3 separate regions of the Homo sapiens genome follow, and all the other regions are linked to region 3. Evidence: chromatin contacts called from ENCODE Hi-C or POLR2A ChIA-PET data. All regions are on one chromosome and are shown on one strand. The core of a region is the stretch at or near the end of the contact, and the rest is flanking DNA. Distances in the headings are between cores, read along the strand shown. Region 1 holds the start of MDS2 (myelodysplastic syndrome 2 translocation associated). Region 2 has its middle 34 kb from the start of ID3. Region 3 has its middle 23 kb from the start of ELOA.

Region 1 (4,329 bases), core at 34-2,533, 93 kb before region 3:
GGTGATGATGGTGATGGGGATGATGATGATGGTGATGGTGATGGTGATGATGATGGGGATGATGATGATGGTGATGTTGGGGATGATGATGATGGTGGTGATGGTGATGATGATGGGGATGATGATGATGGTGATGATGATGATGGGGATGATGATGGTGGGGATGATGGTGATGGGGATGATGGTGATGGGGATGATGATGATGGGGATGATGGTGATGATGGGGATGATGATGGTGGGGATGATGGTGATGGGGATGATGGTGATGGGGATGATGATGATGGGGATGATGGTGATGGTGATGATGATGATGGGGATGATGATGATGGGGATGATGATGGGGATGATGAGGATTCTGTTGTGTGATATTGGGGGAGTCAGTGAATGACATTTTCCATGTCTGTCAAATAAGGGTGTTGGACCAAATGATCTGTGAAGGTCCATCGAGGTCTGATGTTCTAGAATTTTCTAGTTTAAGTGCTCTCTTCCTCCTTTCAGCCTGGGTTACCCTCTTCCCTGCAATTTTGGTGCTCCCTAGTGATGTGTGATGAGAGATGGAGTATTATAGTAGAGACAAAACTGATGTGGAGTCAGGAGGCCCGAGGTTCCAGCGGCACCATTTATAGTGGAGTCTTCATCATGGTGCATTTAACTTACACACATTTTTTTTTTCTCTTTGAGACAGGGTCTTGCTCTGTCACCCAGGCTGGGGTGCAATGGCGTGATCTCGGCTCACTGCAACCTCCACCTCCTGGGCTCAAGTGATTCTCATGCCTCAGCCTCCCAAGTAGCTGCGGTTATAGATGTGCACCACCACGCCCGGCTAATTTTTGTATTTTTCACAGAGACGGTGTTTCACCAGGTTGCCCAGGCTGGTCTCGAACTCCCGGCCTCAAGTGATCTGCCCACCTTGGCCTCCCAAAGTGCTGGGATTACGGGCGTGAGCCACTGCACCCAGCCTAATTTACACACATTTAAACACGCGTGTAAAGGGAGGGGAGAGAGAGAGAGAGCACGTTGTGCATGAATCACTGCTACAGAGTCACACTCCAATTCCACTTGGTGAGCACTCACCCCTTGAGAGGGAATGTGACCTGCCAGGTTCCCCCCGCCGGTCCAAGTTCCTGCACTTCCAGCCTCATGTGGGCTCTCATCATGCTGAGTGTGATCCTGCTGTTCAAATGGTTTTTATGTGGTGTGGCCCCAGATACAAGCCAACCATTTCACCTGTGGTGAGCGGAAGGCGCAGCTATCTATAACACCTGAGAAAAAAAGAACCTGCTGTACTAGCTGTCAGCTGCTGGAGACCTTGCTTTCTGTTTCACTGGGAAACAGAAGCAATCAGAAGGAAACTTCCTCAGACTCCACCTCTCCCTTCACTCCCGCCTGTATCCGTGCCTGTTACCTGGACGCCTTGTGGAACTTGAATTCTACGCCCTCCACTGGGACACTGCCCTTCATCCTCTCTCACCTCCTCCAGGACAACAGTGAGCAATTCCTTGCGTCTCTCCCACAGCTCCAGGGGTCCCCCTCTTCTGCTGGCTCATTCACATCACCACACAATCGGCTGCAGTTCTTCCAATTGTACACACACACACACACATGCACAAGCCCATGCACACACACCCCCACACCCACACCGTCATATTTCTTTGCTCCCCCTTCCAGGAAAACATCTCAGTGTTTTCTGAATTGACCATCTTCATCCCTCCTTCCTTTTCTCTCTCCAGCTCTCTCTGTGGGGCTTTCACCCCCATCGCTCCACTGAAACTGCTCTTGTCAAGGTCATCGATGACCTCCCGCTGACAAACTCAACTGTCCCATCTCTACACCCCAAACTGACCCATCAGGAATAGCATGAGCTCCACCTTCCAAAGCTTCCGCAATCTCACCGTCTCCACCGTTACTACCTGTGTCCGAGGCACCACTGTTTCTTGCCTGGAGTTGTGTAAGAGCCTCTCAGTGACGTTCCCTGCTTTCTTTCTTTTTTTTTTTTTTTTTTTTTGAGACGGAGTCTTGCTGTCGCCCAGGCTGGAGTGCCGTGGCGCCATCTCCTCTCACTGCAAGCTCCGCCTCCCGGGTTCACGACATTCTCTTGCCTCAGCCTCCCGCGTAGCTGGGAATACAGGCGCCCGCCACCTCGCCCGGCTAATTTTTTGTATTTTTAGTAGAGACGGGGTTTCACCGTGTTAGCCAGGATGGTCTCGATCTCCTGACCTCGTGATCCGCCCACCTCGGCCTCCCAAAGTGCTGGATTACAGGCGTGAGCCACCGCGCCCGGCCAATTTTTTTTTTTTAGACGGAGTCTCGCTCTGTTGCCCAGGCTGGAGGGCAGCTCGCTCCAAGCTCCGCCTCCTGGGTTCACACCATTCTCCTGCCTCAGCCTCCCGAGTAGCTGGGACTACAGGCGCCCACCACCACGCCTGGCTAATTTTTTTTATTTTTATTTTTAACAGAGACGGGATTTCACCGTGTTAGCCAGGATGGTCTCGATCTCCTGACCTCGTGATCCGCCTGTCTCGACCTCCCAAAGTGCTGGGATTACAGGTGTGAGCCACCGTGCTGGGCATCCCTGCTTTCATCCTAGCACTCCCTGCTGCCTTTATACCCCATAGAATAACCAATGTGATCTTTTCATTTATTCATTTATTATTATTATTATTATTATTATTTTGGAGGCAAAGTCTCGCTCTATCCCCCAGGCTGGAGTACAGTGGTGCAATCTCGGCTCACTGCAACCTTCACCTCCCGGGTTCAAGTGATTCTCATGCCTTAGCCTCCCCAGTAGCTAGGATTACAGGCCCCCACCACCACGCCCGGCTAATTTTTGTGTTTTTAGTAGAGACGGGGTTTCACCATGTTGGCCAGGCTGGTCTCGAACTCCTGACCTCAGATGATCTGCCCACCTCGGCCTCCCAAAGTGCTGGGATTACAAGCATGAGCCACCGCACCCAGCCAATGTGATCTTTTTAAAACATGAGTCAAATTACTTCCTTCCTCTGTTCAAATGCCCCAGTGGCTCCCCTCTCACTCAGAGAAAATCTTAACACCGTTCTGTGGCCTAGAAAGTCCTACCTGAGCTGTGCACACCCCTCCCCACCTTACCTCCTGTTGCTTTTCCCTCCCTTGCCCCAGCCCCACTGGCCTCCTTGCTGTTCTTCGAGCAGCCAAGCACAATCACGCCTCCCGGTCTTCGCCCTTGTATTCCCTCTGCCTAGAGAAGGTAACTGCCCCTGCCCATTTATCCATGACAGGGCTCACTTCCGCTCATCACTAGGCAAGTTTCTCTGGCCATCCTGTTATACATACAATAGCACCCTAATCCTCTCTCACCTCTCCCACTGTCTAGCCCTCTCTCCTGCTTGTCGTTTCTTCATGGCATTCATCACTGTAGAACTGACCTTTGTTTACTGTATGTCTCTCCCACTAGAATGTTGTAGTCCTCATCATCAGCAGAGACTTTGTGCCATCCTCTGCTATATTATCCTGAAGAGTGCCTGGCTCATGGTAGGTGTTGAATCAATATACGTTAAGTAGATGAAAGCGTTTGCATAACTGGGAAGCTATTTGTTGGTGTCCACTGCACTCCAGCCTGAGTAACACAGTGAGACCCTGTCTTAAAATAATAATAATAATAATAATAATAATAATAATAATAATAATAATAATAATATTGGTGAGGGCTGGGTGCGATGGCTGATGCCTATAATCCCAGTACTTTGGGAGGCTGAGGTGGGTGGATTGCTGGAACACAGGACTTCAAAACCAACCTGGGCAACATGGTGAGACCCTGGCTCTACAAAAAAATTTTAAAAAGTAGCCCTGCATGGTGGCACGTGCCTGTGGTCCCAGCTATGCAGGTGGCTGAAGTGGGAGGATGGCTTGAGCTCAGGAGGTCAAGGCTACAGTGAACCGTGATCATGCCACTGCACTCTAGCCTGGCAGTCTGAGGGAGACTGTTTCTATATTGCTGAGGATGTGGGTAGCTGGAGAGTCTCAGGCATTATCAGTGAAAGTGTGAATTGCTATTACCCTAGTGTGAGGCAAGTCCTTTGACTCCTGAATCCTCAGTCTAGGAATTTACCCTCAGGTAATTCTTACCCAATGTCAAAAAGATGCAGGGATGTTCACGGAACTTTTTTTATAGTAGTGAAAAATTGGAAATGACATCAATGTCCAACCATACAAGGGTTGGTTGTTAAAATTATGATAGAGCCATATAATGAATACTAAGGGGCCATCAAAAATGATATTGTGAAAGGATACTTCATGAAACTTGAGAATATGTTTATAATATATTATTAAGTGAACATTTTTTTAAAAACCAGC
Region 2 (4,649 bases), core at 826-3,325, 130 kb before region 3:
CCTCCGCCTCCCGGGTTCAAGCAATTCTCCTGCCTCAGCCTCCTGAGTAGCTGGGATTACAGGCATGTGCCACCACACCCGGCTAAGTTTTGTATTTTTAGTAGAGATGGGGTTTCACCACGTTGGCCAGGCTGGTCTCGAACTCCTGACTTCAGGTGATCCGCCCGTCTCGGCCTCCCAAAGTGCTGGGATTACAGGCGTGAGCCACTGCGCCCGGCCAACCTCAACGCCTTTGCACTTGCCTTTCCTTCGCCTTGAAATGTCTTCCCCACATCTTTGTCACCTCCTTAGGAAGCCTTCTTTGACCACTCACTCAATTAGCCACTTGGTCACTATCTTCTTGTCCTGTTTTACTTTCTTTAGGGCACTGGCCACCCCTAGAGATGATCTTGGTACAGTACCGGTTGGCTTGTTTGTTGTCTGTTTGCCTCTATTAAAATGTAAGCTCTAAGAAGGCAGGGATCTATCCCTGCGCACCTAGGGCCGTGTCCGGCCCTCAGCAGATGCTCAGGAGTCTGTGAAGCTAACAGCTGCTAGGGTGGGTTTCTGCAGCCTGGAAGAGCCTGACAGGGCTGCGGCTTTCTGATGGTGGAGGGCTGGTGATGGGCACCAGGAGGGACAGATGTTTGGATATTGAACTGAGCTGTTGACACAGGTTAGAAAAACTCGTCCTCTTTTGGGGGAAGGGCAGGGTGGGGTGAGAAAGAGTTTAAAATAGGTGACCTTTTCAAGCAGATGCGGGAGGAAGGAAGAGCCCGCTGACATCACAGCTGAGAGGCCCAGAGCTCGGTTGTGGCCCAGGGGCCAGCGCTACCAGGGCAGGCCCCCAGCCTGAGTCACTCCCACCTGTAAGTCAGGCGACCAGGCCAAGCCTGGGGGTGGGGGCACTGTTCTGAGAGGCATAGGGCGGGCAGAGAGAGGTGGCAGCTGCTGCCCACCCGGGACCTCCTCCTTTCGTCCCTCAGGCCTCCTCCAGCCATTCACTGTCCTCGGCATTATGGAGGCCTGGGCAAGGCACAGGTCCTCGGTTTCCCCATCTGGAAAGGGGAGTGGAGGGGGAGGAAGGATTTGGGCTCAAAGGTCTCAGAGGATCAAATCCAGGCATCTCTGTTTGTCATAGATGACCTCACCCCAGCTATTGATCTCCACTCCCTTGCACCCACATCTGCCTTGTGTTCCTGTCTCTGGGCCCCCATTCAAGCTCTTCATCCTCCTCTTCCCCCGTTCCCCAATATACTAGTACCTCCTCTCCTAAGCAAACACTTTCCACCCTCCAGGCTTGGGGAGGCTGGGTGCAGGAGAGGAAGGAACATGGGCTTTGGAGCCTGACAGCTGGTTCCAGATCCGGCCTTGTCCCTGACACCTTTCGTCTATTGTCACCCTTTTGACCTCAGTTTTCCTTTCTGTAGAGTGGGTATATCTACCTTCTACATTGTGGTAAAGATTTTTTTTAAAAGCCTGTTGTGAAAGTTTGTTTCCTTTGCCTTTTTTTTTTTTCTAGTTTGTTACTGCTGCTCTGAAGCTTTTCAGCATTTCTTGAAATAATGAATTCCAGTAACACTGATAGCTCTTGGCCGGCCCACCATGAAGCCCTTGATCCCAGCCTGGCTGAGAATAGACTGTTTCACACATCACTAACTCTGCCCCAGCCTCTGGCTCAGAGCTAGTAGCAGGACATGAAGGTTTACTGAACACCAAACAGATGGTGAGTGCCCTGCTAAGAACTTCACATACATCTGCCCCCTCCATCCTCCTCACTGTGAGGAAGTGTCATCGTCCCCACCAGAAAAACAAGGACTGGGAGGTGTCCTGACTTGCCCAGGCAGAGACTGGTGAGTGATGAGGCTGGAAAAGTGACAGGGCCCAGTTCTTGAAGGGCTCTGAATATATTTTATCTTTTTAATCATTTTATTATTTTTATAGAGATGGGGGCCTCACTATGTTATCTAGGCTGGTATCCAACTCCTGGCCTCAAGTGATGCTCCCACCTCAGTCTCCCAGAGTGCTGAAATTACAGGCATGAGCCACCATGCCCAGCTGAATACACTACCTTAAGGGCAGTGGAGAGGTTTTAGACAGGGAGGCAACATGATCAGACTTGGGCTGAAGGCTGGGTGGGGTTGAGATAGGTAGGGAGGAAAGAGAAGGGTAATAGTTTGATTTCTGCTTCCCAGAGTTGTAAGAAGGGTGAGCTTGCCTTGTCAAAGAGGGAAGGTGATTGGGCAGGGCAGATGGGAACACAGCTAACACCTGTGAACTGGAATGAGCCATGTGAGCTGGGATTGGGTGAGAAGCTTGGGATGGGCGCACGTTGCCTAATACATGGCCTTAGGCAAGTTATTTGGCTTCTCTGAATCTCAAGTTTCTCATCTGTAAAATGGGCTTAATCACAGTATAACTTCCTGAGGAGCCGTGAGACTTCAGCAAGATAATTAAGACATGCAAAGCACTTACTTGGACCAGGGCCTGGCATAGAACAAGTGCTCAAGAACCACCAAGCACTGTGAAAAGCGAGACATCATCGTGATTTTTATTGTAATCCTCATGGCTCTTGGGATAGCCTTTCCAGTCGGCTGGGGGCTTCAACTCCCAGGAGCATTCCCAAGCCCAGCAGTTTCAGGTGGGCTCTGTTAGCTGATGTTTCCCTGCTTCCTGGCAGGGAGGGTGGGAATGGCAGCCAAGAGTGCAGGTGTCACGTCCCCTCCCTCCCCATCTATTTCCAGCGTAGCTGCCTGAGGCCACTGCCAGGTGTGGGTGGTGAGTCAGAGCCAGGCTGAGAGGACAAGGCAGCCCCGGGGGCCTGAAGCTGTCTCAGCCTCCCTCCCTCGGCCTTTCCCATGGGCATTTTGAAGGGGGAAGGCTGGGCCAGTGCCCAAGGGTCCTCCATCAGTGTCACATAGAGGACACAGGGTAGAGACCCAAGGTCCCCCAATCTACCTCTTTGCTGGCTGGAGGTGGGGGCAGAGGCCATGTTCTATTCATCTCTACCTCCAAGAATATCTAAGACAGGGCTTGGCACATAATAGGGATGCAAGAAATGCACGTTGACTGAATGAAGCAATGTTTGTTCAGGACTTTAGAGGAGCAGGATTTGTTCATGAGAACAGACTATGAGCTCTGCAGACAGACAGACAGACAGAGAGATAGACAGGGTTTATATGACCCCGGATAGGGGAATTTGCCTCTCTGAGCCTCAGTTTGCTCATCAGTGAAATGGGGATAACAATGTGTACTTTATATTAAGGACTGTTGTGAGGTGTAAGTGGGGCAACCTCAGGAAACTGTCTACTGTGCCTGAGACTATATCTATAATAACATTGATCACATTTTGTTGCAAGTATGTATTGCCATATTTGCCCCTCTCTGGATGGTGAGCTCCCCTTGGGTCAGGACAATAGTAAGTAGAGGCTTCTGAGACAGGAAGGTATGAACTTGAATCCTGGACCTATTTTTACTTTACTGTGTGACCTTGGACAAATCACACACCCTCTCTGAGCCTCAGTTTATTTATGAAACAGAAATGGTGACTGTAGAGGCCGTGGTGAGGATTAAAAGAGGCATGTTGTGCAAAGCACCCAGTCCAGTATCTGGTACCTGAAGGCAACTATATCATGGAATAGGAACAGGCTTCAAATGGATCAACAAGGACCAGCCCTCATGGCTGGGTGAATGGAAAGATCTTGGGCTGGCAGTGAAGAGACGTGGGCTCTGGAACTGACTTTGAAGCCAACTGGCTGAGAGTCCTGGGACAAGTCCTTCAGCTTCTCTGGGCTGAGCCTCACATCTGTAAAATGAAGGGCTTGGATCCCGTGGCCCAAGGGTCCTTCTGGCTCAGCATACTCTGGCTGAGGCAGGTAACCTTGGCCAGACCCTGTGAGCTGACTCCTCAGTAAGAAGCAGAACATGGAAGATCCTGGTGTGTCCCAGATGTGTCTTGAGTCCATGAAGGTAGTCAGTCAAGTACACCCTGGCCCTGGCCCCAGCAAGCCACAGGGATGAGCCTGGGGCCTCTGCAGGCAAAGAAGATGTGCCCAATGCACACAGCTAATGAGCAAGCAGGCAGGTGAACCATGCATGGCTGGCCCCAAGATCAAGGCTCGCCACACTGCTTCCCGTAGGCTGCCCTCCCCCAACCCTGCCCTTATGCACCTCTCATCCTGGTCTGTCCTCAGGGCACGCTGTGAAGCAGGCCTTGTTCCTCATTTTATTAATGCAGAAACAGGCCCAGCAGCGCTCAACTGCAAAGTCAAGGAGACAAAACTTGAACTTGGGGCCTCCTGCTCCCAGGCCTTTCCTGCTACACTTAGGGCCTTTCGCAGGGAACTTTCGTTTTCTTTTTTTTTTTGAGATGGAGTCTCGCTCTGTCACCCAGGCTGGAGTGCAGTGGCGAGATCTCGGCTCACTGCAAGCTCCGCCTCCCGGGTTCACACCATTCTCCTGCCTCAGCCTCCCGAATAGCTGGGACTACAGGCGCCCGCCACTGCGCCTGGCTAATTTTTTGTATTTTTAGCAGAGACAGGGTTTCACCATGTTAGCCAGGATGGTCTCGATCTCCTGACCTCGTGTTCCACCCGCCTCGGCCTCCCAAAGTGCTGGGATTACAAGCGTGAGCCACCGCGCCTGGCCGGAACTTTCTTTACCTGAATGTC
Region 3 (4,848 bases), core at 1,410-3,909:
ATTCTATGATTCCACTTGTGTGAGGTACCTAGAGTAGTCACAGTCACAGAGATAAAAATAGAACTATGGTTGCCAGGGGCTGGGGGAGGGAAAAATAGGGAGTTATTGTTTATTGGGTGCATAGTTTGAGCATGGGATGGAAAAAGTCCTGGAGATGGATAAGATGGATACTGGTGATGGTTGCAGTGTGGATCTACAGAATGCCACTGACTGAATGGCATAGCTAAATGTTAGATATATGTATTTATTTTACCACAACACAAAAATAATACATTTGAGACTTTGTCTTGAAGAACATGAAATTTAAAATTATGAAAATAAATTCATTTTATATTTAACCAACAAAAGGTAATACAAATAGTAGTCATATAATAGCCATCATGGTCAGTGCTACAGAGAGTCCTATCTGGTGTTGGGAGAGAAGATGGCAGGTAAACCTGCTCAGGTTAGTGGGGTTCTGAAACCGAGAAGGGCTTCACCAGGAGAATGGCATTTCAACTAAGCCCTGAAAGAGAAAGCTTGGTGAGAAGGGGTGGGTGTTTGTGGAAGACAAGACATTCCAGGCAGCAGGAACAGCAAGGCGAAGGCCAGAAGCAGGAGCGCCCCTTTGGTGGAGTTGAGGAATTACAAGGTTTGTATGTGGAACACAGAGTGGGGTGGAGGTTGGGCTTGCAAAGGATTTTAGGCCCCTCCTAGGAGCAGATGGAATCCATCAAAGAGTTTGGGCAAGGGATTTTTATTTTTAATTGGTAAGCCCCTTGATTTGGTTAAGTAGAAAGGAATGGAAAATAAAGTTTATTGAGGGGTTTCTATGTGTCAGCTGCTTTACCTACCATTCCCTTCTTGGGTAGAAGCCCTGTGAGGTCAGAATTACTAGGAGATGAGTTCCTTGAGGACAAGGATGAGGCATTCTCAAATCTCTGATACTAAGTAGGACACTTGGCTCAGATGATGTGCTCAATAATGATCCACATGGTTGATTTTACAGATGAGGCTCAGGGAGGTGAAGCCATTTACCCCAAGTGAGCAGGTGAGGAGGCCGTGCAGCCTAGGAGCTGTGCCAACCCTAAGCCCATACCCCTTTCTAGACCATGCTACACATGTCACAACCCCAGATTTCCCTGCTGTTTTCCAGAGCCTCTTCCCTGGGTCCCTCCTCCCCAGAACACTGGTGTGTGTACCCCTAGGCCCAAGGGGTGGCCAAGGGGCATCTGTCTGTGAGTGTGACTTTGCACTTAGGAGCTGGTGTGACCCCTGGGCTGAACGTGAGGCCCTGTGGTGCAGGACAGAGACTAAGGCAGTGTATTCATTTCCTATTTCTGCTGTAAAAAAATTACCGCAAACTTACTATCTGACATTTATGGAGGCCAGAGGTCCAAAATGGGTCTCACTGGGCTATAATCAAGGTATAGCCATGGCTGTGTCCTTCCTGAGGCTCCAGGGAGAATCTGTTTGCTTGCCTTTTCCAGCTTCTAGAGGCCACCTGTGTTCCTTGGCTGGTGGCCACCTTCAAAGCCAGCAATCCCATCACTCCAGCCTTTGCCTCTGTCATCACATCTTCTCTGACTCTGACTCATGCTTCTCGCTTTCACTTAGAAGCACCCTTGTGATTATTTTGGGCTACCTCAATAATCCAGGATAATCTCCCTATCTTGAGGTCAGCTGATTAGCAATTTTTATTGTATTAAAATAAATAAATTTGTAATATAAATTGAAATGAGGTCTTGCAATGTTGCCCAGGCTGGTCTCAAACCTCTGAGTTCAAGTGATCCTCCTGCCTCGGCCTCCCAAAGTGCTGGGATTACAGGTGTGAGCCACCATGCTTGGCCTGATTAGCAATTTTAATTCCCCCTTGCCATGTAAGATAACATATTCACAGGTTCCTGGGATCAGGGTGTGGACACCTGGGGTGGGGAGGGGACATTATTCTGCCTAATGCAGGTGGGAAGAACAGCATGTAGGTTAGGGGCTAGTTCTCCTTGTGCCACCACATCCCCAAGAACTCTTAGGAATCTGAGAATGTTAAATTTAAACCTAGCCCCAGGTCATTATGAAGGTATATTCATCGAAGTAAGAGAACAGAATAGGATAGGATAGAGTAAAAACTGTATTTAATGGTTTGTTAGTTTTTAACTTTTAAATATTTAGATAAATGGTATGTGGGCCTCTGTATACACTTTTGCCATCAGCCATGCAAATATTAGAGGTCCGTCTAACCCAAAGTCACATAGCCGGTGAGGAGTCAAATTAGAACACAGATGTGTTACTTTCACCACACAAGGCCCCTCTTCAAGGAGAAGTAAGGCACTGTCTTTCTCAGCTTCGAGGCTCTGTATCTCTGCCTGTTTCCTGGTGGTTACAGGCTATGTGCTCTGGAAACTCCTGCTGAGAACCTGGCCTCCTAGCCCTTCTGAAGCTGCAGTTCTTCTCTCACACCGTGTATTGCCCTATGCGGATACCTCTCATACAGACCCTCCACTGGGCCGTTCAAGTCCACGTACTTATGGGTTCACCAGCTAGTTAGTGCCCCCAGCAGGGATACAGAGATGGTTTAGTCACAGTCCCTGCTTGCAAGGAGCTCACAGTCTAGTGAGGACATCACACAAAGAAATGGACAGTGACGACCACACGAGAGACTCCTCCAGTGATGGGTGCACGATAATCTGGGGCAGATCTGGGGTGGGGTTAGGTACAGGCTGCTCAGAGGAAGTGATTCTCAAACTGAGTCTTAATGAGGCCAGGAGGCTGAGGGCTGGAATTTTGGGTTGGCATATTTATAGACCCTGAGGCTGCAATGGGGCAAGTTTGGGAAATCCCAACTCTGTCATGATGACTAGAACAAAGAGTAAGAGGTGAGAGGGGCCAGAAGTAAGGCTTAAAACACTAAGAGCCACAAAAAAAAAAAAAAAAAAAAAAAAAAAGCAAACAAACAAAAAAAACACTAAGAGCCTCAGCCCAGGAATGGTGGCTCATGCCTGTAATCCCAGCACTTTGGGAGGCCAAGGCAGGTGGATCACCTGAGGTCAGGAGTTCGAGACCAGCCTGGCCAACATGGTGAAACCCCATCTCTCCTAAAAATAGAAAAAAAATTAGCCAGGCATGGTGGCACACATCTGTAATTCCAGCTACTCGGGAGGCTGAGACAGGAGAATCGCTTGAACCTGGGAGGTGGAAGTTGCAGTGAGCCGAGATTGTGCCACTGCACTCCAGCCTGGGCAAGAGACTCTATCTCAAAAAAAAAAAAAAAAAAAAAAAAACCCAAAAAACACTAAGAGCCTCATTGACCCTAACAGGCTGTAGGCTTTATGAGGGGCCTAAATGTTACTGTTCATACTGTGCCTATGTACCAGGCACATCAGTGCAAGCAAGGCACGTGGCACATAGTAGATGCTTAGTAAATTTTTGCTGAAAGAATGAATGACAGGGCCAGGCACGGTGGCTTACACCTGTAATCTCAGCACTTTGGGAGGCCGAGGTGGGCAGATCACTTGAGTTCAGGAGTTCGAGACCAGCCTGGCCAACATGGTGAAACGATGTCTCTACTAAAAATACAAAAATTAGCTGGGCGTGGTGGTGTGTGCCTATAATCCCAGCTACTCGGGAGGCTAAGGCAGGAGAATCGCTTGAACCCAGGAGGCAGAGGTTACTGTGAGCTGAGATTGCACCACTGCTATCCAGCCTGGGTGACAAAGCGAGACTCCATCTCAAAAAAAAAAAAAAAAAAAAAAAGAATGATGAATGACAGGCTAGGCACTGTGGCTCATGCCTGTAATCCCAGCACTTTGAGAGGCTGAGGCAGGCAGATTGCTTGAGCCCAGGAGTTCGAGACCAGCCTGAGCAACATAGTGAAACCCCATCTCTACAAAAAATAAAAAAATAAGGTGGGCATGGTGGCATGCACCTGTAGTCCCAGCTACTTGGGAGGTAGGTGGGAGGTTGAGGCTGCAGTGAGCTGTGATCACACCACTGCACTGCAGCCTAAGTGGCAGCAAGACCTTGTCTCAAAAAAGAAAAAGAATGACATGGGCTGGGCGTGGTGGCTCACTCCTGTAATCCCAGCACTTTGGGAGGCTGAGGCAGGTGGATCACGAGGTCAGGGGTTCGAGGCCAGCCTGGCCAAGATGGTGAAACCCCATCTCTACTAAAAATACAAAAATTAGCCGGGCGCAGTGGCGGGCGCCTGTAATCCCAGCTACTCAAGAGGCTGAGGCACAAGAATCGCTTGAACCTGGGATGCGGAGGTTGCAGTGAGCTGAGATCGTGCCACTGCACTCTAGCCTGGGTGACAGAGCAAGACTCTGTCTTAAAAAAAAAAAAATGCTGGGCGCAGTGGCTCATGCCTGTAATACACTTTAGGAGGCTAAGGTGGGCAGATCACCTGAGGTAAGGAGTTCGAGACCAGCCTGACCAATATGGAGAAATCCTGTCTCTACTGAAAATACAAAATTAGCCGAGCATGGTGGCACGTGCCTGTAATCCCAGCTACTCGGCAGGCTGAGGCAGGAGAATCGCTTGGACCCGGGAGGTGGAGGTTGCGGTGGGCTGAGATCGTGCCATTGCACTCCATCCTGGGCAACAAGAGCAAAACTCCATCTCAAAAAAAAAAAAAAAAAGAACTAAAAACATTTGGTCTGAGTCTCTTAAGATATGGGGACTTCGTGTTGGGATCAGTTTTAAAGCTCCCCAAGTGACTGTAATGTGTAGCCAGGGTTGAGAGTACCAGGGCTGCAGGCCACAGGGGAGCACTGAAGGGTTTTACTCGAAATCAGATTTGCATATCAGAGTCAATTTGAATTGACAGCTCTGCAGGAGATGGGTGGAACAGGGTGCAGAGGGCAGTTGTGGAGA

What was found. A loop is a pair of places that touch in the nucleus more often than their neighbours do. ChIA-PET counts read pairs that join two places held with the same protein, here RNA polymerase II (POLR2A). Pooled maps may share reads with other maps.
Region 1: a loop to region 3 is called in a pooled map, with 2.0 times the contacts of the local background. The contact joins the promoter of MDS2 here to the enhancer-like site in region 3. A Hi-C loop is called at or near these places in 1 of 168 maps with a recorded cell type or tissue (B cell), 4 of 37 single-sample maps with no recorded cell type and 3 of 50 pooled maps. POLR2A ChIA-PET finds 5 or more read pairs at or near these places in 5 of 52 experiments (B cell, MCF 10A, activated B cell and 2 more).
Region 2: a pooled map shows a loop between it and region 3 (3-fold over the local background). The contact joins two enhancer-like sites. A Hi-C loop is called at or near these places in 2 of 37 single-sample maps with no recorded cell type and 2 of 50 pooled maps. POLR2A ChIA-PET finds 5 or more read pairs at or near these places in 2 of 52 experiments (HCT116 and activated B cell).

The regions. Positions count from the first base shown.
Region 1 is chr1:23,626,051-23,630,379 of GRCh38, forward strand. MDS2 (myelodysplastic syndrome 2 translocation associated) reads left to right here and starts at 1,284. Exons shown (of 6, transcript NR_167910.1): 1 at 1,284-1,487; 2 at 1,731-1,948; 3 at 2,457-2,547; 4 at 3,431-3,507.
Region 2 is chr1:23,590,981-23,595,629 of GRCh38, forward strand. No RefSeq gene overlaps it. Among named protein-coding and RNA genes, the nearest start is that of ID3, 34 kb to the left of the region's middle. RefSeq lists enhancers at 1,264-2,463, 1,717-1,996, 1,720-2,491, 2,492-3,262, 4,221-4,410. Within about 2 kb of position 2,076, at least 12 of the 41 ENCODE cell types and tissues checked have a DNase peak (open chromatin) inside an H3K27ac peak, as active enhancers do.
Region 3 is chr1:23,718,077-23,722,924 of GRCh38, forward strand. No RefSeq gene overlaps it. Among named protein-coding and RNA genes, the nearest start is that of ELOA, 23 kb to the right of the region's middle. Within about 2 kb of position 2,660, at least 5 of the 41 ENCODE cell types and tissues checked have a DNase peak (open chromatin) inside an H3K27ac peak, as active enhancers do; they include B cell, where a contact is called at or near this core.